Regions from separate parts of the Homo sapiens genome. Here all the other regions are linked to region 3. A link is a loop called in an ENCODE intact Hi-C map of the cell type or tissue named here. Cell type or tissue: CD14-positive monocyte. All regions are shown on one strand.

Region 1 (8,000 bases), 80 kb before region 3:
TAAAATGGGCAAATCGTAACAGCAGCCAGCCCAACATGTCACTGTGTGCTATGCACAAATGTACATCATCCTTGTTTTGTAGATGTAAAACTACCAAGTAAAATAGAGAAATACAATGGGTCCCTGATGGGATTAAAGCAGTGAGCATCACCTGGTGGATCCCTTAGGGAACAGTCCCACCCAGAGACAAGAAACGCTGTGGGAGGCCTCATGGCACACTCAAACCAAAGTACATCAAGGAGTGACTACCTCTCATCTAACTCTAGTACAGAAGACCCAACATCTGGGGGTGTAAGACATGTATCCTAACTGCACTGGTGTGATAAGTGTCAGTCTAGTTATCCTGAGACAAGCTGTGTTTGCTTTTAATGAGGAGTGGCAGTCAGAGGAAAACTAGAATAGAGAGGGTTCTCTTCCACGAGGAGGGCAAATGATGGGAGTTAGCCCTGGAAATATAATGAGGCTTTAGCAAAGTGGGTCACGAAGACTCAATAAATAACGTAGGGTACTGCTAAAACCCAGTACTGGGAAAGGATTTGTGCCTGGACCCAATAGGGCCTCAATTATTTTAATACACATGGAAGCTGAAGTGGGCATAAGTCAGTGGCCCTCTATTCTAGCTCCTGAAGCTCAAGGGGCACACCTATGGGAATCTTATGACTCCCCAAACATGTAAAATTCTTTGGAGGCACTTTTGATTTACACTGATGTCTTGTGACAGTTCTGGCCCCCAGAATAGTTTGCTAAATACTACTCATGACTTCCCCATTGGAGGGAAGAGAGCCCTGTTACATAATAACAACACACAATGGAAACCAGTCTAGATTTGAGCCTGTAAGGTGAGATGAGATGATTGGCTTTGTCCTCAGTTGTAGATTCTGTTGGGAAGGCAAAGCAAATACCTCTGTAATTCTTACTACTTTGTTGTGTATTCTGTAATGAAACTGAATTATACCATGTTCATACTATAATATTGTGTAATACTGGCATTGTTGGTAAGATTCAATTACACTAAGTAATAAGACTTATGACAATACTAATATTGATTATAAAATGTATTGGGAGATTGACTTAAAGCTCCTTCAGGACATACAGCTTATGTATTACCATTTTTATTTTATGCACAATAACTACTAGCCTGAGGAAGAACTGGATCTGGCTAATCATCCTCTGAATTCTGTGTTAAACAGTTCTTCACAAGCTTATCATAAGACACAAATAACAGTAGGTCAAGGGGGGAAAGAATAATAAAATTAACACAAGGATATAAAAAAGTGCATAATGGGTTTACAGGACAAATCAGTTGTTTCTTTAAATCTATCCCCGTACTGGCTTCTCCAAATGTTAGGCATATTTGTGTTGGTGCTATTGCTATATACATGCCATAAATGCTGCACCAAATGTAAATGTTATAACAAATATCATCATTTTTCTGTGGGAGGTTCATGGCCAGAGACCAAGGGGTAGAATTTTCCATTGTTTTCTGGCATTTAATGTTAGCATTAAGAAACCAAACCCCAACATATTTTGTTTTTACACCTTAGACGTGGCTTTCTTTTCTGTTACCTGAAAATTTACTCCTCTATTCTTGAAGTTCAACAAGTTAAACGTGCTATTTTTCAGTGTTGGTTGCTTGATGATGATGATGATAATGTGTTTCCTTAAACACACTACCCTTCATTAAAAACTCTAGATGTCAATATATGTTTCAGAAAAAAGTGTTATTCCATTATTCCTTTCAATACTTTTTCTGTTTTACTTACTGAATTTCCTGTTTCATGGACACTGGTTTTCATTTTTGTTTAATTTTTAATTTTTGTGGAGACATAGGTGTATGTATTTATGAGCTACATGAGATACCTTGATATAGTCATATAATGTGTAAAATCACCTCAGGGTGAATGGGGTATCCATTGCCTCAAGCATTTATCCTTCGTTTTACAAACTATCCAGTTATACCCTTTTAATTATTTTTAAATGTCCAATTACATTTTTATTGATTTATTTTGGACTATCTTTGAAATCAAATTTTATTATTATCTCCATAATTTTTATTGACTTTTTCTTAGCAATTCCTCTAATTATCTCAAGTCTCTCTGGAAAAGTAATTTGATATTCAACCATTTATTCTGTCCCTGGGTGTTATTTTTAAGATACTGTTTCTGTAATAATGTTATTTGCATTCTTAATTCACCAATGATTTCTTGTATTAGTCAACTTATAATAATAACTAAACTCTTTTATTGTGGGCTGAATTTGAAAGGAAATTTCATTTGTTCCTTGTGGTATGTTTCCTTCCAGAACTAGTCTTAAGGGATTTTTATTTTTTAAATGTGGTATATTGTCACAATTTCCACGCCAATTCTTTGCATTTTCTTTCTGGTTGAGATGAGTAACTCATGCAAATCTATTTCTTTCAGCCACTTGGCCCCCTTGAAGGCTCAAATTAGCTGTTTCATCCACTTTTCTGTAACCTGATGGCAGTGGTTAAGTGTCTGTAGGAGGAAAATGGAAGTGGGGAAGAGCTCATTAGAGTCTATGTGCGTCCCTCAGAGGAGGTCACTTCACTTATTTGGGAAAGAATTTTAGTCCTAAAAGAGAATCTACTGGGACTTTGAATTTTTTCTGAAATTCATCAGGAAGTCCTGGAAAATGTCAGTCCTCTCCAGAGGATTTTCTCTGGTCCATTTCTATTGCCTCTGTTGGTGTGGCCTTTTCTCTACTGGATTTTTCCTTGACTCATCCTGGAAGAACTCTCTTATCCTCTCAGCTTCAGCTTGCATGCTCCTTTCTAACCTGGTGGTGGTAGGTACAATTTTAAATAAGAACACTGAGCATTTTATCTCTCCAATTCTGCTACTGTAATATGGGAGTAAAGATAGGAGTCTCCATATTCAGCTCCATGCCAGACAGTTTGCCTCGATCACCACATTTTGAACTTGGTGACATGTGGTTCCTCCTCTTTTCTTGTTTTGTTGTTGGGTGAACTTTGTAACACTTTCACTTATTTATATAATATTTGATTCACTGTATTACCTACTGGGTGAGAGGACTTCTGTACTCTGGCTTTATTCTGCCCTTTTACCCTAAAATCTATAATATTTTAATATAACTCTATTATTATGACACAAGCAATACATATCCATAAACACACACACATGCCACATGTAAGAAAAAAAAGTCTGTAATTCTACCATGAAGTAATCATTATTGTTAAGGTAGAGATAGTATTTTTCTATGATAATATAGATGACTTTTAATGAATATATAATTATATGTTAATAAACTTTCTATGTATGTATATGTTATTTTGACAAATTAATTATATAGTTTTGGTTTGCTATTATTCTCTTCCTTTAAGGTGCTTTTAAAGTATGATTTCATATCAGTAAATATTGTTTCAAATTGGTCCCGTGCATCCCATTTTATGAATCTAATTCTTTTAACCAGTATTACATTGTAGGGTACTTAGATTTTTTCCAATGAGTCCTATTTTAAACAATGTTGAGATGCACATGTTTGTACAGCATACTTTGTGATATTGCTTTTATTTTCTTCAGACAAAGCCCAAGAGGTAAGCGCAAATGATTATTTGAGAAGGAATCCACATTCATACTGAGACTGCAAACAATATTGTCTTTCTTCAATTACAGTTGGCCTAGATGGTTTGGACACTCTGGGAACAACTATCTTTGATTTCTATAACAACTAAATTTTGGAACTAAAAAGACAATACTAGAATATGGTAGTGCACGTGTAGTTATAGCACTGAATACATTTCCAAAAGGATTTATATAGCAATTGATTTGGATCCTAAGCCCTCATGACCAAGATCCTGAATTTTTTAAAAAGCTACTACAGAGCTGGTAAGTGACTAATGTATTTTGCCGGATTAGAAGACATCAAGTTTCAGTCTTATGATTAGCAATTTAAAGTGTTATTAAAAATTCTAAAACTGCATTTAAGTGATGAAAAATTGCTGTGTCATACTGAGACTACTAAGAACAATGTGTGATGCAGCAATAACTCATCCAAAAATAGCAAACTCATGACTTGTTTCTTGTTTTGCCCTTACCACTGAAAACTTCTCTTTCTCTCCAGCACCGTCAGCTACCAGGGATGGAGAGGGAAGGGACAGAGAGAGAAACTCATGAACTCAGAAATTTGCCCTGATGCAGCCATCTGCAAGGTCATCCCACATACACTAACATCTGCTGGGACTTGGATGCAGCTGCTCTGAAGGGAAGTTGGGACAGAAAAGGAAAGGGGCTGTTGCTCAATCTTTACTTTCTTTGGCTGCTAGTGCTGGTTCATCTTGCATAAAGCACTGGCAATGGAACAAGCTTCTATTGACCAAGATATTATCATGTTGAGACCACTCCAGCAATCCCAGAGTCCCCAGTGAGGGTGCAGAATTCACCCCATTCCAGGTTGGACTGAGTCGTTAGTAGAAACAGTCCTAGGGCCACTTTGGGAGGCCGAGGCGGGTGGATCATGAGGTCAGGAGATCGAGACCATCCTGGCTAACAAGGTGAAACCCCGTCTCTACTAAAAATACAAAAAATTAGCCGGGCGCGGTGGCGGGCGCCTGTAGTCCCAGCTACTGGGGAGGCTGAGGCAGGAGAATGGCGTGAACCCGGGAAGCGGAGCTTGCAGTGAGCCGAGATTGCGCCACTGCAGTCCGCAGTCCGGCCTGGGCGACAGAGCGAGACTCCGTCTCAAAAAAAAAAAAAAAAAAAAAAAAAAGAAAAGATCCACTTCTGACCCTGACCAAAGGTTGTTTTTGTTTTTTTCCTACATTGGAACTGAATTTTGCCCACTCCATGTGCTTCTGAGGTCTTGTCTTATATATTTTTTCTTATTCCAAAATTCCAGTCCCAAACAGGAATGCTCCATAAAGTGGCTTATGCAGAGCTTCCTCAGTAAAAACACAAAAAGGGCAGGTGCATTGGTGACTCTCCTGAGAATGTTGTGTGCAATGATACATCTTGATTCTCCTATCACCTCAAATAAAGCCAGGCCTGTTGAATGAACAAAGCAGAAAATCAAGGGACATGGATAAGCAGATAAGTTTCCTTCCAAGAAGAAAGAGTAGTGATCCCTCAGGAATACTTGCCTTTTCCAACCTATGATCTTCCTCTGTTACCCAGGAGAATGCCTTACTTCAGCTCTGGCAGGTGTGAGTAGGGTAGACTTTGCTCAATTAATCTATGAACTTACATTTTATTGAGTTCAGCCAGCCTTGTGCTATATGACTTAGGAAAGTCACAAACATATGCATGCCTCTGTTGTCATCAAATCATTTGAAAAATGCTAAACAAATTTTGGAGGTAGTGTTTGGTGTTTGAGATGCTCTTACATAAAACTGAGGCTAGGCAGCAAATGCCATTTTGCTTTGAAGAGTCCTGGGATTAAACCAAAAATGATAGGTGATCATATTTAATAGAATTAAAACTAAGATACAGCTGGAATCCGATCAGATCACTAAGTAGGAGAGCCTTGCCATGCATATAGAGATGTCATGAACAGAGCAAACAAATAGGATTTATATGTAAGGCCCAAAATAGAGGACAAATGGACAAATACCCCAAGACAGAGGCATTTACTTGGATTGAGATGTTTTTCACTTGCACGATTTTTAAAGCTCTTCACCACAACATCAGTGTTGTATAAACTGCTTATAGCAGACCCAAGGCATGCATTGTGGAACTTATCCAACAGTAGCTGGTTTCTTGCAACCTGACACAACTAATCAGGTAGCCAAACAGTTGGGTGTGGTGGCCAGGTTGACAGAGTTTCTGCCATCTTTCACATGTGGCTTCCATGTTCTCTGCCATCAGCATTCCAGAGGGCCAGGAACACGGAAGAGCACATGTGGGAGGATTTTAATGAGTCAGGCCTGAAATGGCACATGCCACTCCCTCTCACATTTTATTGGCCAACAGAGTCTCAGACAGAACTGGGAAACAGGGTTCAGCTGACGCTTAGACAGAAAAGGAGAACATATGTTTTGGTGAGCAGGCTCTTTCTCTAGGGTATTTGTTTAATCATATAAAGGTTAATAAAGATTCTTCCACACAGCGCTAATACAGACGAGATGATAATGGAAAACACTTGCTGAATGTTCATGATGTACTTGGCACTGTTTTGTGAACTGTATAGGTATAAATTACATCAATCCTCACCAATTTCTGAGGTATATAATGCAATTATTTCCATGTCCATACAGATGAGGCAACAAAGACTCAGAAAAAATTAAGCAAGTTTTTCAAGATCACATAGCCAGCAAGTGGCAGAGCAAGGAACTCAGTTAGATCCACTCTGGACCTACACCTCTAGGCAGAGAGGTAGATCAGGACGTCTGCCTGACTGCAGAGGCTGGCATGGAATGTTTAGATGTGAGTTCAAGTTTACGACCAGACAGCCTGATACCCTGAGTCTGTGATGTGGTCTAAATACTCTTTACCTACAATGTCAAAAATCTCCTGGACCAGAACTCGATGTAATGGGCTTATTATTTACTTAAGCCTCTTTAGTTTTGGGGAATTTTTATTTGTTTTTAAATTTATTTTTATTATATATATTTAAGGTACATAACATGGTGTTTGGATATACATATATATGTATATCAGTATTTTGTTTTTGTTCTGGTTTTGATTATTATTTTTTTAACCAGCCACATGGTTTACAATGTGCAGTTTCTATAAACACATAATTGTAAAAATTAATTTTATTGTTAAAGATCACTAGTTAAGAGCCACACAGTAAATTGTTCTCAGAATTTAGTCCTAGCATAAAGTTTCTCTGTCCTAATGATCTACTAGTAGTATTCACTTTTATTTCACTGTAGAAGTTAATATAATCCATCACAGTGTCCTTTTTGCTAAATATACAAGAAAGCTGAGATTATTTTTTCAATTTTACCAACCCACTCCCCCAAAAGACTTTGATTTTTTAAAAAGTAATACTTTCTTTCCCATTTTCCTCTGCCTTTATTATACAACTTGTGGTTTTTATCTTTATTTTAATGGACTGATTCTGTGTGAACTCTTTATAGATGACTTCAATCTATTTCCAGAAGGAAATTGGTTAAGATAGTAGGGAACTGAGACTTGAGATTTGAAGGCCTTTAAGAGTTTGGCCAAATTATATACTATAAATCTTAAAGAAAATTAAAGGGTATTTCCTAGGTTTCCTTCAAGGGTTTTCACAGTTTTAGGTTTTGCATTTAAGTCTTAATCCATCTTGGGTTGATTTTTGTATATGGTATAAGGAAGGGGTTCAATTTCAATCTTCTGCATATGGCTAGCCAGTTATCCTAGCACTGTTTATTAAATAGAAAGTCCTTTTTCCATTGCTTGTTTTTGTCAACTTTGTCAGATATCAGATGGTTGCAGGTGTGCAGCTTTATTTCTGGGCTTTCTATTCTGTTCCATTCATCCATGTGTCTGTTTTTGTACCAGTACCATGCTATTTTGGTTACTATAGCCTTGTAGTATAGTTTCAACTCTGGTAATGTAATGTCTCCAGGTTTTTTCTTCTTGCTTAGGATTTCTTTGGCTATTCAGGGTCTTTTTTTGGTTCTATATGAATTTTAGAATAGTTTTTTTTTTCTAATTCTATAAAGAATGTCATTGGTAGTTTGAAAGGAATAGCATTGAATCTGTAAATTGCTTTGGGCAGTATGGCCATTTTAACAATATTGGTTCTTTCTATTCATGAGCATGAAATATTTTTCTGCTTGTTTATGTCATCTCTGATTTCTTTCAGCAGTGTTGTGTTATTCTCATTGTAGAGGTCTTTCATCTCCTTGGTTAATATATTCCTAGGTATTTTTTATTGTTGTTGTGGCTGTTGTGAATGGGATTGCATTCTTGATTTGGCATCTAGCTTGGATGTTGTTGGTGTATAGAAATACTACTGATTTGTGTACATTTCTTTTGTATCCTCAAACTTTGCTGAAGTTGTTCATCAGATCGAGCAGCTTTTGGGCAGAGACT
Region 2 (8,000 bases), 1.4 Mb before region 3:
TGAAACCCCGTCTCTACTAAAAATACAAAAAATTAGCCGGTCGTGGTGGCGGGCGCCTATAGTCCCAGCTACTCAGGAGGCTGAGGCAGAATGGCGTGAACCGAGGAGGCGGAGCTTGCAGTGAGCCGAGATGGCGCCACTGCACTCCAGCCTGGGCGACAGAGCGAGACTCCGCCTCAGAAAAAAAAAAAAAAAACAACCCTGTTAATACTTTTTTAAAAACTAGTTCATTTTATCTTTTCCTCTTTCTATGGGAGATTTACAAATATCAAAGAAAGACCATTAAAAAAAAAACAGCCTTTCTTGTGGACTAATGTTTCACTTCATGGCACCTTGAGAGTCAGACAAGTGTCAATCAACATTTCAAAAATGGTAATTATAATGTAGGAAAAAAGTGATAAATGACTGTTGAAAAATGTATTATCTATTCTATGTTAGATTTGGGGAATAAAACAGTGGGTAAAAAAAGCTTTTGCCTTCAAGGAACCTAATCTTTTAACAATACAACGTGATGTAATTGTAACAGGGATAAACACTGTGAACACTCAGCCCAGTCAGGGAAGGTTTCCCGGAGAAAGCGACTTTTAAGGTAAGTGCTGGAGTTAGATGAAGGATAGGGTTGGGCATGGTAAATGTTCTAAACCGAAGGGGCTCTTTGTGCAAAGAGTACAATGACGGACACCATGGCTTGTTTGTAGAAATAGATTAAGGAATTTACAGGCTCTATGCACCAAAATATTATAGTGCTTTCCCACTTGAAATTCAAAATAAAAATAATGCTAACTATAAAACTACATGTAGGGAAGTCTTTCTGATTTTTCCAATGTTCTCATCATTTAAAAAATAATAAATACTCTAAAAATATATTCATGCCTCTGTGTTGATGATTTATTCAGCATATACCAGTTCATCTATTGCATAATGCAGTACTGTTCTGGGAACTGCAGATACATGGTATGGCACCATTGTAGAATGTAAAAAGTGGAGAATGGGAGAAGCTTAAGAACTAGGCAGGTGTCAATTAATGAAAGATGTAAGAAAGCATGTGGTTAAGGATGTGGTGTTGATTACTGACCTGAGTTCAACCTCTGCCATTGACTCATTCTATAAACTTGGGCAACTTGAAGCTTAATTTCCTCAGCTGTAAACTGGGAATGCTAAATTGTGAGAATAAATAAATGTAAAGCATTTAGAACAGTGCTTAATACCATAAAACACAGTTAATTTCAATTAAGTATTACAATTAATAAATTTGTACTTTAGCCTGGGATATGGGGAGCCAATAAGGGTTTACATGATTAGAGGGGGCTTTAATGGATTTCTTTGGCTGCAGTGTATCATCTGGGTTGAATGACAATGAGTAGATTCTAGGTATGCCTAGGAGGAAGACTCAATAGATATTCATTGGGATATTAATTGGATAGTGGTAAAAGGAGAAGGATGATACTTAGATTTTTGACTTGAGCAATTGGATGATGGTGGCTTTCTATGAGTTACATATCACAGGAAAGGGGCAAAATTGGTTAGTGAAGATAATGAGTTTAGTTTTAGAGACTGATTTGAGATGCCTAGAAGACATCCAAGTAATGACCTTTGGGAAACATCAGCATGGATATAGGAGTTGAAATAGTAAAAATAGATAAGATGGGTTGGGGATCATGTTTAGATTGAAAAAAGACCAACAGGAATTCCAAGGCACATCCATATGAAGTGTGGTTGAAGTTCAAGAAGGATACATTACAGTATTCAGAAAAATCAGGGGGAAAAACCCAAGAAGATTGTGATGCAATAAAAATAGCAGGGAAAAAAGTGTTTCAAGAAAAAAACATGTGAACAATGTTGTCAAATGTTATATTTGATCAAATAACACAAGACTAAATGTGGATACTACATTTGGTCAGTGTCAGCGAAAAGCAAGTCACTGATAACCTTGGCAAGAAGTGTTTTGGTAAAATGATAGAGACAGAAGCTAGTTCATACTGAACTGGAGTGATGGAAGAGAGGAACCTGGGACAATGAGTACAAACAACTCTTGCTTGCCTATAAAGAGAAAAGGAAAGAATGGTGGCTGAAAGCAGATCTTCAAATGATAGAGCTGAATAGTTGTTTTTTTAACAACTTTGAAAAGATCAACACCATTAACACTCTAGTTCAAACTTCCAACATCTCACATGGACCATTACAATATTCTCCTAATTGTTTCCTTCTTCTACCACTCCCCATTGTATCTTTCTTGGCTACCCCCACCTCAGCCCCATACATTCTCCACACAAATCTAATTATAGCCTTTCCTTACTCATGTAAGCCAGTTGTAGAAGGCTCTTCCTTCTTGAACTAGAATGGGTATACCTCTTAATATTCTCTAGTGAGAGAGATCAGAGAAGCTATGGGGCCTCACACTACTGATGAGTGTTCATCTCTATCCTGTAATTCATCTGCTGGTAAGTGTTTATTCTTACTTAATAATTCACAAAAGGAAGGGTGGTAGCCCCCACTTTGCTCTCAGTATTGGCTGGTCTCCCTGCAGGTACTCTTCCTTCCCTGGGCCCTACCACACCTGAGCTTCCCAAACTGAACAAACGCCAATGATGTTTTCAGCAGTAGTTTCATAGAAGCATTCTAAAACATACCAAAGCAGTACAGAGTAAGAGGACTAAGAGTTACTCTATTAATACACTGAGCTCTTTATTTCTTTCCTTTATTTCACATAAGGAGAGAAAAAAGTTCTTACATTTTAGGAAAGCACTGTCCAATAAAAATATGTGAGCTGCATATGTAATTTTAAGTTTTCTAGGGGCCACATTTTTAAATAAAAAATAATAATAATAAGGTGAGGGCCAGGCACAGTGGCTCATGCCTGTAATCCTAGCACTTTGAGAGGCCAAGGCGGGCAGATCACTTAAGGACAAGAGTTCAAAACTAGCCTGGCCAACATGGTGAAACCCTGTCTCTACTAAAAATACAAAAAAATTAGATAGGTGTGGTGGCAGGCACCTGTAATCCCAGCTACTCAGGAGGGTGAGACAGGAGAAATCACTTGAACCTGGGAGGCAGATGTTGCAGTGAGCAGAGATCACGCCACTGCACTCCAGCCTGGGCAACAGAGCGAGACTCCGTCTCAAAAAAAAGAAAAGTGAAATTAATTTTATTAATATACTTTATTTAGTATATTAATAGGCCAATATATCCAAATATTCTTTCAATGTGCAATTAATGTAAAAATTAAGATATTTTACTTTCTGGTTGTTGAGGAACAAGTGAAAAACATTGTTCACGTTTTTTCTAAGGCTTTGAAATCTGATGCACATTTTATACTTACTGCACACCACAATTCTAAATAGCCACAAGAACTTAACAGCTACACATTGCTAGTGGCTATGGTATGTGGCAGTGTAGTTTGTTCTACCCCTATGTTTACTATTCATTTGCTATGAAAACAGTTTGTGATGGATGCTGCTTCCACAGCCAGGAATTGGTCCAGCCCGATGCTGTTAAGGGAGTCAACTCTTTCTTCTGGGAAGGAAGGTCAAATCCTGTGTGAGCTTTGGCAGTTACATGAAATGCAGGCTTTGAGCTCATTCCTAAATTCTGGTTTACCTTGTATGGTAGATTATATTATAAACTCACTTATGTTTGCTGCTCCTCCTTGCTCCAGCCTATTTTGAATCAGGCTTGGTCACATGACTTGCTCTGGTCAATGAAATGTGGAAAGAAGTGATGTTGTCCACTTCTGTGAGCAGAAATTGTAGGAGACAATACACGGTTTGTCATAATCTCTTTTGTGTCCACCATTATGACTGACAACATCCCAAACACACAGAGGCTACTCCATCAGCCTGGGACCTGAAGGGAGGAACACGTGGAGTAGAGGTGCAGCTAACCTGTAATGGACATGCAGGGTTTGAGAGAAATGAACCCTTGTTGTTCATTACTGCAGCCAAACCTAGCCTCTTCCTAACTTATGCACTATTGTTTGTGGGTGATGTAGATTGTTTTTTCTCTTTGTTGTCTGGAGGAATGGGATAGTGCAGCTTTAAAACTTTAGAGTGTGTCTCCTAAGGGCATTCATTATGCCTGATGTTTGTTATTGCAATGTTATTGGTTGTTTTCCTGGCTTAGGTTCTGGCCCCCAATAAAAATGGCTTCAAATTTCAAAAGCCCTAATTAAGGTTCTACATCATTACCTTTTTAACAGTTTTGTCCTAAGGCTACTAAGGAACTAAGAACAATATGTAAAGGTGAATTTTCTTCAAAAGATTATCTGTGTCTTCCCACACTTCAATTAATAAGCAAATAAGATTTCTTTTCTGATTTTTTTCCCCCTGATTTTTGGCTTGAAAGACAGAGATACCTCTACAATAAATATTTGTTGAAAAAAAAAGGAATGAAATGAAATGATATGATAGCAGCTTTCTAGGTGGGATCATATGCATATAAGCATGTATATACCTACTTATGAAATCCATGGTGGAAGTTTATGAATCTGCTTTCTCTTGAATAGGTTTTCTTTAAGTATTTATTCTTATAATAACTAACAAATGCCATTTGTAGTGACAGGTGAGTGAACCCAAGGATTCTTGACTCTGAGCTGACAGACTGTCACCTAGGTTACGGGTTTTATTCTCCAATTCATTCATTCAACAAGAGAACCTGCCATGTGCTATCAACTTCTCTAAGCGCAAGAGATACATTTGCAGAAAAGAGGCAAAATCTCTGCTTTCCTGGAACTTCCATTGTAGCCAGTCTGTTAGGCCTTCCCAGAGATCTTTTTGTTTTCTGGGTCTCTCCGCCTTAACAGATTTTTTTTAAAGGTTTTTTATTATGGAAAATTTCAATATGTAAGAGCTGAAAGAATTATAACCATCCCCATCATCCAGTTTCAACCACAATCAACTCATAGCCAATCTTATTTCATTGATACTCTACTCTCTCTCCTTATTCCATTTCAAATCATTTTGATAGCACAAGTATCACATCATATCACTAATATGATTTTTAATAATATTACATACATGTTTTTCCTCTGAGGACACTTACCTGTCCTCATTTGACAGTTTGTATGGGAGACTTTGTGAGTGTCTGCATGTGTGTGCGTATGAACATGCAATATATGTATATATACCTTTTTAATGTTATTACCCACCATAACCACATCCATAAACAGTTCCACAGCACCTATGGAGATGGAGTCATAATTAATCATGGGTATAAACAGTGCCCACTGAAGAGTTGGTGATTGCCTCTCAAAGCTTTTTAGCTAGGTGTGGTGACTCATGCCTGTAATCCCAGCACTTTGAGAGGCCAAAGCAGGCAGATCACTTGAGCTCAAGAGATCAGCCTGGGCAACATGGTGAAACCCCGTCTACCAAAAATACAAAAAGAAAATTAGCCAGGCGTGGGTGGCATGTGCCTGTGGTCCCAGTTACTCAGGAGGCTGAGGTGAGAGGATCACTTGAGCCCAGGAGGCAGAGGTTGTAGTGAGCTGAGATTATGCCACCGCACTCTAGCCTGTGTGACACAGAGAGACTCCATCACACACACATAAAAAACAAAAAACAAAAAAAGCTTTTTGTTTTTTTGAGACAGGGTCTCAGTCTGTTTCCCAGGCTGGAGTGCAGTGGCGTGATCTTGGCTTGCTGCAACCTTCGCCTCCTGTGTTCAAGTGATTCTCCTGCCTCGGCCTTCCAAGTAGCTGGGATTACAGGTGTGTGCCACTGGGCTTGGCTAATTTTTGTATTATAATAGAGACATGGTTTTGCCATGTTGGCCAGGCTGGTCTCAAACTCCTGACCTCAGGTAATCCACCCGTCAGCCTCCCAAAGTGCTGGGATTACAGGCGTGAGCCACTGCGCTCGGCCTTAAAAAAGCTTTTTATGCCAGAAGTGCTCTGGTTCAATTTAGGGGGATATGATAGTATGGTTTTTTTTTTTTTTTTTTTTGAGATGGAGTCTCGCTCTATTGCCCTGTTGCTCAGGCTGGAGTACAGTGGCGCAATCTCGGTTCACTGCAACCTCTGCGTCCTGGGTTCAAGTGATTCTCCTGCCTCAGCCTCCCTTCCAAGTAGCTGGGATTACAGGAACTCACCATCATGTCCAGCTAATTTTTGTATGTTCAGTAGAGATGGGTTTCACCATGTAAGCCAGGCTGGTCTCGAACTCCTGACCTCAAGTGATCTGCCTTCTTCAGCCTCCCAAAGTGCTGGGATTACAGGTGTGAGCCACTGTGCCTTGCCTGGGATACGATACCATGTATGTCTTCTGATCCCAGTTTACAACATCAGTAATTGCTCAAGCGTTTCCTCTTGAATTACCTAAGGATATCACAAAAGTGTTACTTTTCTTTGCAAGTCATCAGTGTCTTAACACAGATAAGAAAACTATATTCCCTTTATTAACATGACCTTGATCTTCTAGGAAAATAAAAACCCTTGAATTATTATATTAGAGTACGATATGCTTCCTGTTTTTATTTTAAAATTCCCAAATTTAATCAGGTTCTTTCTTAAAAGAAGTATGCGTTGGTGTGTTCATATTTTAAATTTATCCTGTCACACCAAAAACCTTTCAATGGCTTCGCATCATTATTTTAAATAAAATCCAGTTCCAAAATCTTAACATGAAATTTTTTTACCTCTAACTTGACTGACAGCCATTCCCTATGTCCCCAATTTGATACCCTCCCACCACTCTGTCCTTAAGATCCTGACTCTTCTTTACCTCAGGAACATCCTACAAGCTATTATGTATGCTGGAATGTTCTTGTTTCGACTTTTACTCATTATTCACTTTTCTTAACCATTTAAATATCATATCCTTAGAGAAACCATGCTTGAGCCTTTACAGTCTAAATTGCTAAAATGGTTCTTAGTTTCCTCTTTCATAATACTTATAATTTTATTATTAACTACGATTTTTAAAATGTACAAAAATAGAATGAATCAGATGATTAAATTTGTGTTATGGTGTTCTCTGGGAAGTGGATGCTGAGATGGGGTTAAAAGTGCAAAAAGTTTACTGGAAAGTAGCACCTGTGAAATGGAAAGGGGGGAAGCAGAATTGGGTGGGAGAGCCATTAGATTACCATGCAGGTCTGACAATACTTCTGCCATCCCAATATCGAGCAGGTCCTTATCCCTTGCTCAGTCTTGAGCTGCGGATGGGCATGGGGGAGAGGGTTTTCCCTGAGAACAGTGTAACTTCAACTTGAAAGCTGAGGTGAACCTAGAAAGAGTTAACAACTGGAAGCTGTCAGGTAACTATCCTCCTTGCAGTTGGGCAGTGAGTCCTTTCTTGAAGGGAGATCTGAGCTGCACACCTCTGTGACTGCTATACACTGTAGGATGTCAATTCAATCCAAATTAATCCATAACTTCAATGATGAAGAATTTTTTGTTTACAAGTTCAACAATCTTGTTCTATGTATTTGGAAACTAAAGGTTCACATTTATTTATTTATTTATTTATTTATTTATTTATTTAGACGTAGTTTCACTCTGTCGCCAAGGCTGGAGTACAGTGGCTCAATCTCGGCTCACCGACAACTCCACTTCCCAGGTTCAAGCGATTCTCCCACCTCAGCCTCTGGGCTGGGTACTACAGGTGTGTGCCAACACACCTGGCTAATTTTTGTATTTTTAGTAGAGATGGGGTTTCACCATGTTGGCCAGGCCGGTCTTGAACTCCTGACCTCAAGTGATCCGCCTGCCTCGGCCTCCCAAAGTGCTGGGGTTATAGGTGTGAGCCACTGTGCCAGACCAAGATTCATATTTAGCCAAGCTAAATTTGAAAAAGAGCAAAGAAGAGGGATTTGCCTTATTATATATTAAGATATTCTATAATACAATAGTAAATAAAAGCAACATAGTACTGGAGTAGTCACAGACAAGCTGACCAATTGAAAAATAGGTCAGAAGCAGAACACAAATGAAATGAAAACAGAAAGATATAAGTGGCATCAAAAATCAAACAGGAAGGAAGCTAGGCACGGTGGCTCACGCCTGT
Region 3 (8,000 bases):
GCTCTGTGTCAGTTAGTCATGTAGCTTCCCGGTGTGTGCTGTCTTATTACAGGGGAAGAGAAACAGTAGGAACTAGGGCTGAAGATGCTTGTTTTCACACAGAAGAAAAGATCTCGTTTAACTCTCAAGACAAGACAGTTCCACCTCTTGTCTTTACATGGATGAATAACTGAAAGCCAGGTTTTTGCATCATTATCTTTGTATACCTCCTAGCAGCCGGTCACAGTGTCTGGCATGTCATAGGCACATTAGTTTTCTAACAATGAGTTACAACTTACCACAGCGTATTGGCTCACACCACTACCCATTCATTATCTCATAGTTCTGTAGGTCAGAAGGAGGGAGAGATTTAACTGGGTTCTCTGCTTAGAGACTCACATGACCAAAATTAAGGTATCAGGCAAGCTGTCCTGTTATCTGGAAGCTCTGGAGAACAACACACTTCCAAACGCATTCAAGGTGTTCGACAAATTCAGTCCCTTGTGCTTGTAGGACTGACATCCCCATTTCCTTGCTGGCCTGTTTTCTTTGCCATGTGCCTCCCTCCATCTTCAAGCCAGCAATAGTGCATCAAATCCTCACATTTGGAATCTCTCTGACTTCCTCCTCTGCCACCAGGAGAAAACTCTCTGCTTTCAAAGAACTCATGTGATTAGGTTAGGCACACCCAGTAATCTCTTATTTTAATGTCAACAGACCAGTAACCTTACGTCTGCAAAATGCCTTTTGCCACATAGCATAACTTAATCACAGGAGTAACACCACGTGACAAGGGCCATGGGAGCCATGATAGAATTCCACTTAGCACAGTAGAGGTAGGGTTTGTAACTCCGCCCACTGTAGTGCTTTCTAGTGGATATCACCTTGAGGACAAGGGAGAAATTCTTCCTGATGCCCAAGGTACAGGGGTATGCCTTATGTAGATTAGCACTACTTGTCCGAAAGCAAGCATAGTGTTTCTCCTCTGTATCATACAGGGAAACTCCTACTCTTGGATTTATACTGTTGTACCTGGAGAAGCTTCCTGGGACAAGTTGACCTTTCTGTTCAATTCCTAGCATGGTTCTACTTAGGGATCAATTGGTCAAAATTCCTTATAAGTATTCAAAACTTCTTTTCTTCTCTTTCTAAACACCTCCTTCTAGGTAATCTCAACCTGACCCCCAGTTTTAAATACAAGTATATACTGTGACTATACTATATAGTTCTGATTCCTTTTCTGAATTCTATTCCACCTTCTTAAGATGTCCACCTGGATATTTATAAGGTATATAATCCTTCACTCTTATTTTCCACATACCCTAAAGCTGCTCTCAGCCTTCTCCAAACCAGTAATTGGCAATGCCATCAACCTAACTTTTTAAGCCAAAAGCATGAGTCATTCTCAATTTCTGTCTTTCTCTTCCTCTCATCAGAATTCCATCAGCAAGTCTTATCTATGCTATCTCTAAAATATGTTTCAAAACCATATTTCTACTTCTCAATAATAGAATTACATTATCACTATTTTGCAACTGCTAATTTAGAGATCTGAGTGATGATTATCAACAATTGTTAACATCCCAAAAAGAGACACTCAGATATTGTGTACCTCCTGATGGAAGGACATTTGGCAAAGAAAAGAAAAAAAAAATAAACCTGAAGCCAATTAAACGTTTAGCTCTAACTTGTTACAGAAGACACAGGGGATAGAGGAACACATGAAATGACACCCTTATGATGCAATTAGGTAAGTCCAAATTGACAAACACTCTTAATGAAGCCACACAAATTCTTTAATGAATAAGTTACAAGGAAAAGAAAATAACAAGAGAGACATAAATGTCACATCAACCAAATGCAATATATGAACATAAGGACCTTGACTCAAATAAATCATTAAAAAGTCATAAGACAAAGAAATTTGAACACTGACAGGATATTTGATAACACTAGGGGAGGGGGAATAGCAGATGAAGAGAGGATAGAACAATTCATATCTTACTAGCATAAATAAAAGATAAATATTTAAGGTGAGGTGCATTCCAATTACCGTGATTTGACCTTTAGACATAATATGAATGTATCAAAATATCACATTTACCCTTAAAATATGTACATCTATTATGTATCAATAAAAAAACATACATACATAAAATTAGACACATTAGCAGTAAAGTTGTACTTGATAAAAGTTGTTATGATTAAAATCTAACAGAAGGACTGAAAAAAAGGTAAGGATTATTGTCCATGTTTAGGCATAAATTAGTATTGTATTCAAAATATAAATCCTTGTCTATTAAACATTTATATTGTAATATTTATGGATGAAATGATATAACATTTTATATTTGCTGCAAAATAATCTGGAAAAGTTGGTGAGCTATATAAGAAACAAAACTGGCAACGAGTTGATAATGGTCAAATGTGGGTGATGGGTGTGTCAGAGTTTATTTTACGATTTTTTTCTAAATTTGTATGCATTTGACATTTTCTTTAATAAAAAGGTCTTTAAGACATTCACTTCTTGCCAGTTCCACTATTGCTGCCTCATCAGTGCCACCATCCTCTCTTACCTGTGAGGCATATGAGAGCGCCCCTCTGGGTACTCCCTTTACCCATGGTAGCCTCCTTTAATCCATCCTCTTCATAACAGTCAGAGTGATCATTTAAAACTCAAATCAGCCAGGTGTGGTGGCTCACGCCTGTAATCCCAGCATTTTGGGAGGCCAAGGTGGGTGGATCACCTGAGGTCAGGAGTTCGAGACCAGCCTGGCCAACATGGTGAAACTCTGTCTCTACTAAGAATACTAAAATTAGCTGGGCATGGTGGCGTGTGCTTGTAATCCCAGCTACCTAGGAGACTAAGGCAGGAGAATCGCTCGAACTCAGGAGGTGGAGGTTGCAGTGAGCCAAGATTGCACCACTGCACTCCAGCCTGGGCAACAAGAGAGAAACTCCGTCAAAAACAACAACAACAACAAACTTAAATCATATCCCATCTTCTTCACCTTGTCTCCTTTAATGACCTTCCCCACACTTCTCATTCAACTGAAATAAAATCTAAACCCCTGACCCACAAGGTCCTTTGTAATCTGGACCCTGAACGTCTCTTCAGACTCATCCTACGTGTCTCTTCCTGATACTCTTGCCACCCGGAGATTCTTTCTGTCTCTCAAACATGCAAGCTATTCCCTTCTCAGGGCCTTTGTCCAAGCAATTCCCTCTAGCTGAAAGACTCTTCCCTGAGCCCTCTGAAGGGCCTGCTTCTTCCTGTTCTGGTTTCAGGGAGGCCTTTCCTGGTACTGCTAAGAAAAATGAGCCATTCTGTCATTGTCCATCACACAAGTCTGTTTCTTTGCTATTCTTTTATCACTGATATTTAGGTAGCCAGTTTGTTCATCTATTTTTACCCACTAAAATATAAGTCTTATTTGCACAAAAAAGAGGGCCTTTTTCTATGATGTCCCCTGTACCTAGAGCTGCCACTCAACAAATATTATTTGAATAAATCAATGAATTAATTTATACAAGATCTAAGTTTCTGTTTCAGTTCTACATTTGTGTGAGTCTTGTTTTAGTTAGTATGTGACCAGGAAGACTATACAGAAGAGTTCAGCTCTCCTCTTGTAGGCCTGTGACTTTGGGAATTAGCTTCTCCACGCCTCTGCCTATTTCTCTGTAAAAGGAGACTTCTACTAGATTATGAACGTTAAATCAAATTTTATTCTTCATCTACCTATATTCCAAGTACCCCTTTCTATTGTCAATAGTACTTAACACATTTTAAATTACATGTGTATTTATATTTATTTAAGTTATATACATTATATAATTAATATCTACCTCATCCTAGCTGTGAGAGCAAGGACCATATTTGTTTTCACTTGCTGTTGTATCCTAGTCAGTATCACAGTAATTGGCACATTCTAAGCTCAGTACTCATATATAGAATAAGGGAATAAGTGAGTAAGTGTTTACCTATACTACGCCCACTATATAACAATTCCTCAATAAAGAGTACTTTTGTTATAATGGAAATGGTGGCAGTTCTCTTAGCATTCACCCAAAGGATCAGGTGAATTAGGCCATACAACCAGATCTTTGAAATGGTCATGAATCTCAAATGCCCTTGTTGCAGGCAAAGAATTGGATGATAGGTTTCCCACACACCCACTGTAATCTCTGGTGCCAACACTCTTGGTTTGACAGCTGAATTCTCACTTCCTTCGTCTCTGAGCCTGCCATGATCATCTAAGTCAGCTGGCCTGTGTGGCTCACTGCTTTCACTTCCTGTTTGCTTACTCATTATTAAACCATTTCCTGACTTCTATGTTTTACCTCAGCCTGGGAACCTAAAAATGACTTTTCTTTGATTATTACCTGGCTTTCTAGGGCTTAAAATCCTGCCCTAAACTCTTAAGTGCACTACAGCTTTCTGACAAGAATAAAATAATGAAATAGAGTAGTAGAAACGAATACAATCCTCTTCTTTTATAGAATAAAATAGTAAGGAATGCTTCCTGGTACCTAACATATTTGGTTAGATTACAATATCACATTGCTATATTTCATAAAAGCATTTTATTTATACTGCCTATTAAGTGCATTGGCATCAAAATGTATTTTTTATTGTACCTAACTGGATTTGTGTTTAAACTTTTTTTGCCCCCATCCACCTTAGATTGGCCCTTACTAAATATATTTTTTTAAATGAACCAATTTTCTCAAGCCCATTTTGTATTTTGTTTCTGATTTCTAGAATATTGGCACTGTCACTTAGCATATTTTCTCTCAATTATAATTTCTATTACTTTCATTCATTGAAATGACTATGAGTTTGACCAGTATGTCTGTCTAAATTTGGAGAAGATCAATTATGTTAAATATATCAAATATTTGAAAATGGGATTAAAGAATCTTTCAATAACAGTAAAATGTTCTCTCTCTTGAAATAGATCTGAATTTGCCTACTATCAGAGACTTAAATGTAGAATAGACAAAACATAAGAAAAATTATTTAAGGAATATTTATTTATTACCTACAAGGACTAGGTTAACTGATACAGGATATGCTTTTTTAGTTTTACTTTGTGATTTTATGATTCTTATTTATAGTGTCTCTAGGACTTTCTATCTGGATACAATTCATTTAATTGCATCCAAGTTATTATCCTATTTAACACACAGGAGTTTTCATACTAATGTAGCATACTGATTTAACATTCCTTTTAAATACCATTTCATAATCTTAACTTTATTTCTAGAAAGTTGATAAAATATCTTAAAGCTGGGTTATGTACATGTCCCACTCAAAATTTATATAGAAGGCACAAGAAATAGCTTCATTCACTGCAGAACAATTTTGACATCTTTGATAAGAAAGCAAGAAGCCAAACTGCACGCTGGGATCATCTATCTTGAAAACAGTCCATGTTTTCACCCAGAGTCATCTGCAAAGACGCACAGACAGCTGCAGACCCGTCCTGCCCAGAGACGAGCCTTCCACAGAATCCTGATGAGGCTGCTGCCTGTAGTCCGTGGGGTAATGGCTGACCTCTGACCCTGCCTGACAGCCAGCACTTTTGTCATCTTTCTGTGCAACAAGTCAAATTAGGCTATAATTGCTGCACAGACAATGGGCTGTAATTACACATTCACGTCCCAGAGTCTGGTAGGAGGGAGATGATTGCGGCTGGAAGTGGACAAGGAGAAGTCAAAAAGTCAAAAGACAAACCACTTTTTGATACTTTTCTCCAAAGTGTGGCTATACTGTGGACTCCTCAAAGAGGAGAAAGAATCAAACGACACCGGAGAGCAACCACTCTCATTCAAAATACCATAAAGACATTAATTTCATGGACTTTAGTAGGTGTGATACACCAAAGGTTATGTGACTAATAAATAAAAGCAAGGACAACTATGGTTCCCACGACTATGGTTCTCTGCAACAACTACTTTGTTTTTGCTATTCAATTTTTTAATTCTGGGAGTTATTCATTAGGGTGAGCCAAAGTTATTTTTAAAAAAATTTAAGCCCAATTTTTAAATATGCAAAACATTTACAGTAGCAAATTAAGTAGACTGAACAGCTTAAAAACACCCATAAAAGCAGATCTGCCTTTGCTGCCTTTGAGACCATCTGCAAAATTATTGGCACCTTTCACCATCCCTATCCAAAGTTGTGGATCTACCAGGAAAGTTATAGTTTTCTCAGGAATGAGATAACTTGTATTTGTTTCTGACATTTCTTTTCTGACATTTGCTTTTCCAGCATCTTCTTTTTTTTTTTTTTTTTTTTTTTTGAGACGGAGTCTTGCTCTGTCGCCCAGGCCGGACTGCGGACTGCAGTGGCGCAATCTCGGCTCACTGCAAGCTCCGCTTCCCGGGTTCACGCCATTCTCCTGCCTCAGCCTCCCGAGTAGCTGGGACTACAGGCGCCCGCCACCGCGCCCGGCTAATTTTTTGTATTTTTAGTAGAGACGGGGTTTCACCTTGTTAGCCAGGATGGTCTCGATCTCCTGACCTCATGATCCACCCGCCTCGGCCTCCCAAAGTGCTGGGATTACAGGCGTGAGCCACCGCGCCCGGCCTCCAGCATCTTCTTGAATGCCTTTAGAGCTAAACACTTGCCTCCTAATGAGGCAGCCCATGACATCTTGAAAGAGCGCTGTCTGTTAAAAATATCTTCCTCATGTTAAAAAAAATATGCTCTGGCTTAGTTATCATTCATTCACCCTAACCTTATATCTTGTATACCAGTCCTTGGTCACATTCCACTTGGAAAATCATTTAATATTTAAAGATAGCTATAATGCTACCCCACCCTCACCCCAGCAAACATTCTTTGTTTGTTTTCTCTATGACATGACTTCAACTCTTAGCAATCTAATATGAATATATATCCATATGCTTTAAGGCACCTAGAACTTAAAACAATATTCCAGAGGTGATCTGATCAATGCAAAGAGTCTGGCACTGTTTGCATCATTATTCTATTGTTCTGTTAATAAGCCTGTGATTACAGAGTTTCTCTGAGCACCCACGCCAAAGTGTTGTCTCTCTTGAAGCTTACCATAAGCCAAAGCCTCAGAGTGTTTGATCTATATGCTAAACCAAATGTATATCTTCTCTCACCTGTTTTTACTTTGCTTTGTTGGACCTAAGGGCCAGTTCTTACATTTATCTTCATTAAATTTCATATTGTTCACATCAACCTAATAATACCAACTTTCATTATCATCCTAGATCCTGATTCTACCATTCAAAGTATAAGTACCAATCAAATGTTATTAGTAGAATAAATTAAGCAAAACTGTCAGTAATACAAATGATCTATACTTTTGTACCAGTAACTTAAATAAAAATTATAGGATTATACAGTAAGTCATTGGGACTGCCTTCCATATTTCATTCAAGGAAACAGTTAACTGAAGTAATCAGAGCCAAAGTCAACACTAGACATCTTCTGCTAACATGATATTAATCCAGTGTTGGGGCATATGGCCTTGTAGTCAAACATTTTTTTTTTCACATTTCAAGAAGTAAAGTTCAATACTATCTTCCCACCCTGACCTTGTCTACCTCCCACCCTGACCTTGTCTACCTCCCACCCCTTCCTCGTGGCCACTGTTTCCTCCCCAAATTGCAGAAAAATCAGGAAAACATTATAGCATGATTGAATAAAGATGAAGATCAAAGTAAAGCCAGATGAATTGTCATGACCATGATTTATTCAACCAGGAAAAATGGCAGTGGGGGCAGTAATGTTGCAGAACCTTCAATTCTGGTTGTTACTGACTGAATACTCTATGGAAGATAATGACCTCTCACTCTAGGAAAAAGAAAAACCAGCCGGGCACAGTGGCTCACGCCTGTAATCCCTGTACTTTGGGAGGCCAGGGCAGGTGGATCACGAGGTCAGGAGTTCAAGAGCAGCCTAGCCAAGATGGTAAAATCCCGTCTCTACTAAAAGTACAAAAATTAGCCAGGCGTGGTGGCTGGTGCCTATAATCCCAGCT

What was found. Peaks named below come from ENCODE experiments on the same cell type or tissue, not always from the same donor. Only the 100,000 strongest peaks of a DNase experiment are listed, where the experiment ranks them.
Region 1: a loop joins it to region 3, with 2.4 times the contacts of the local background. A loop is called at or near these places in 2 of 110 quality-filtered maps.
Region 2: a loop joins it to region 3, with 6 times the contacts of the local background. A loop is called at or near these places in 2 of 110 quality-filtered maps.

The regions. Positions count from the first base shown.
Region 1 is chr13:78,098,615-78,106,614 of GRCh38, reverse strand. The region is part of intron 1 of OBI1-AS1 (OBI1 antisense RNA 1); the gene reads right to left. Among named protein-coding and RNA genes, the nearest start is that of OBI1-AS1, 48 kb to the right of the region's middle. RefSeq lists an enhancer at 3,560-4,759. In CD14-positive monocyte, no CTCF peak of the experiment used is centred here; a DNase peak (open chromatin) is centred at 4,094; H3K4me3 peaks cover 632 bases; H3K27ac peaks cover 513 bases.
Region 2 is chr13:79,410,992-79,418,991 of GRCh38, reverse strand. It overlaps RBM26-AS1 (RBM26 antisense RNA 1), which reads right to left. Exons shown (of 7, transcript NR_038991.1): 2 at 6,085-6,310; 3 at 3,628-3,730; 4 at 1,076-1,157. Among named protein-coding and RNA genes, the nearest start is that of RBM26-AS1, 8.7 kb to the right of the region's middle. In CD14-positive monocyte, no CTCF peak of the experiment used is centred here; no DNase peak of the experiment used is centred here.
Region 3 is chr13:78,018,602-78,026,601 of GRCh38, reverse strand. All of the region lies in intron 2 of LINC00446 (long intergenic non-protein coding RNA 446), which reads right to left. Among named protein-coding and RNA genes, the nearest start is that of LINC00446, 9.7 kb to the right of the region's middle. In CD14-positive monocyte, no CTCF peak of the experiment used is centred here; a DNase peak (open chromatin) is centred at 4,241; H3K27ac peaks cover 875 bases.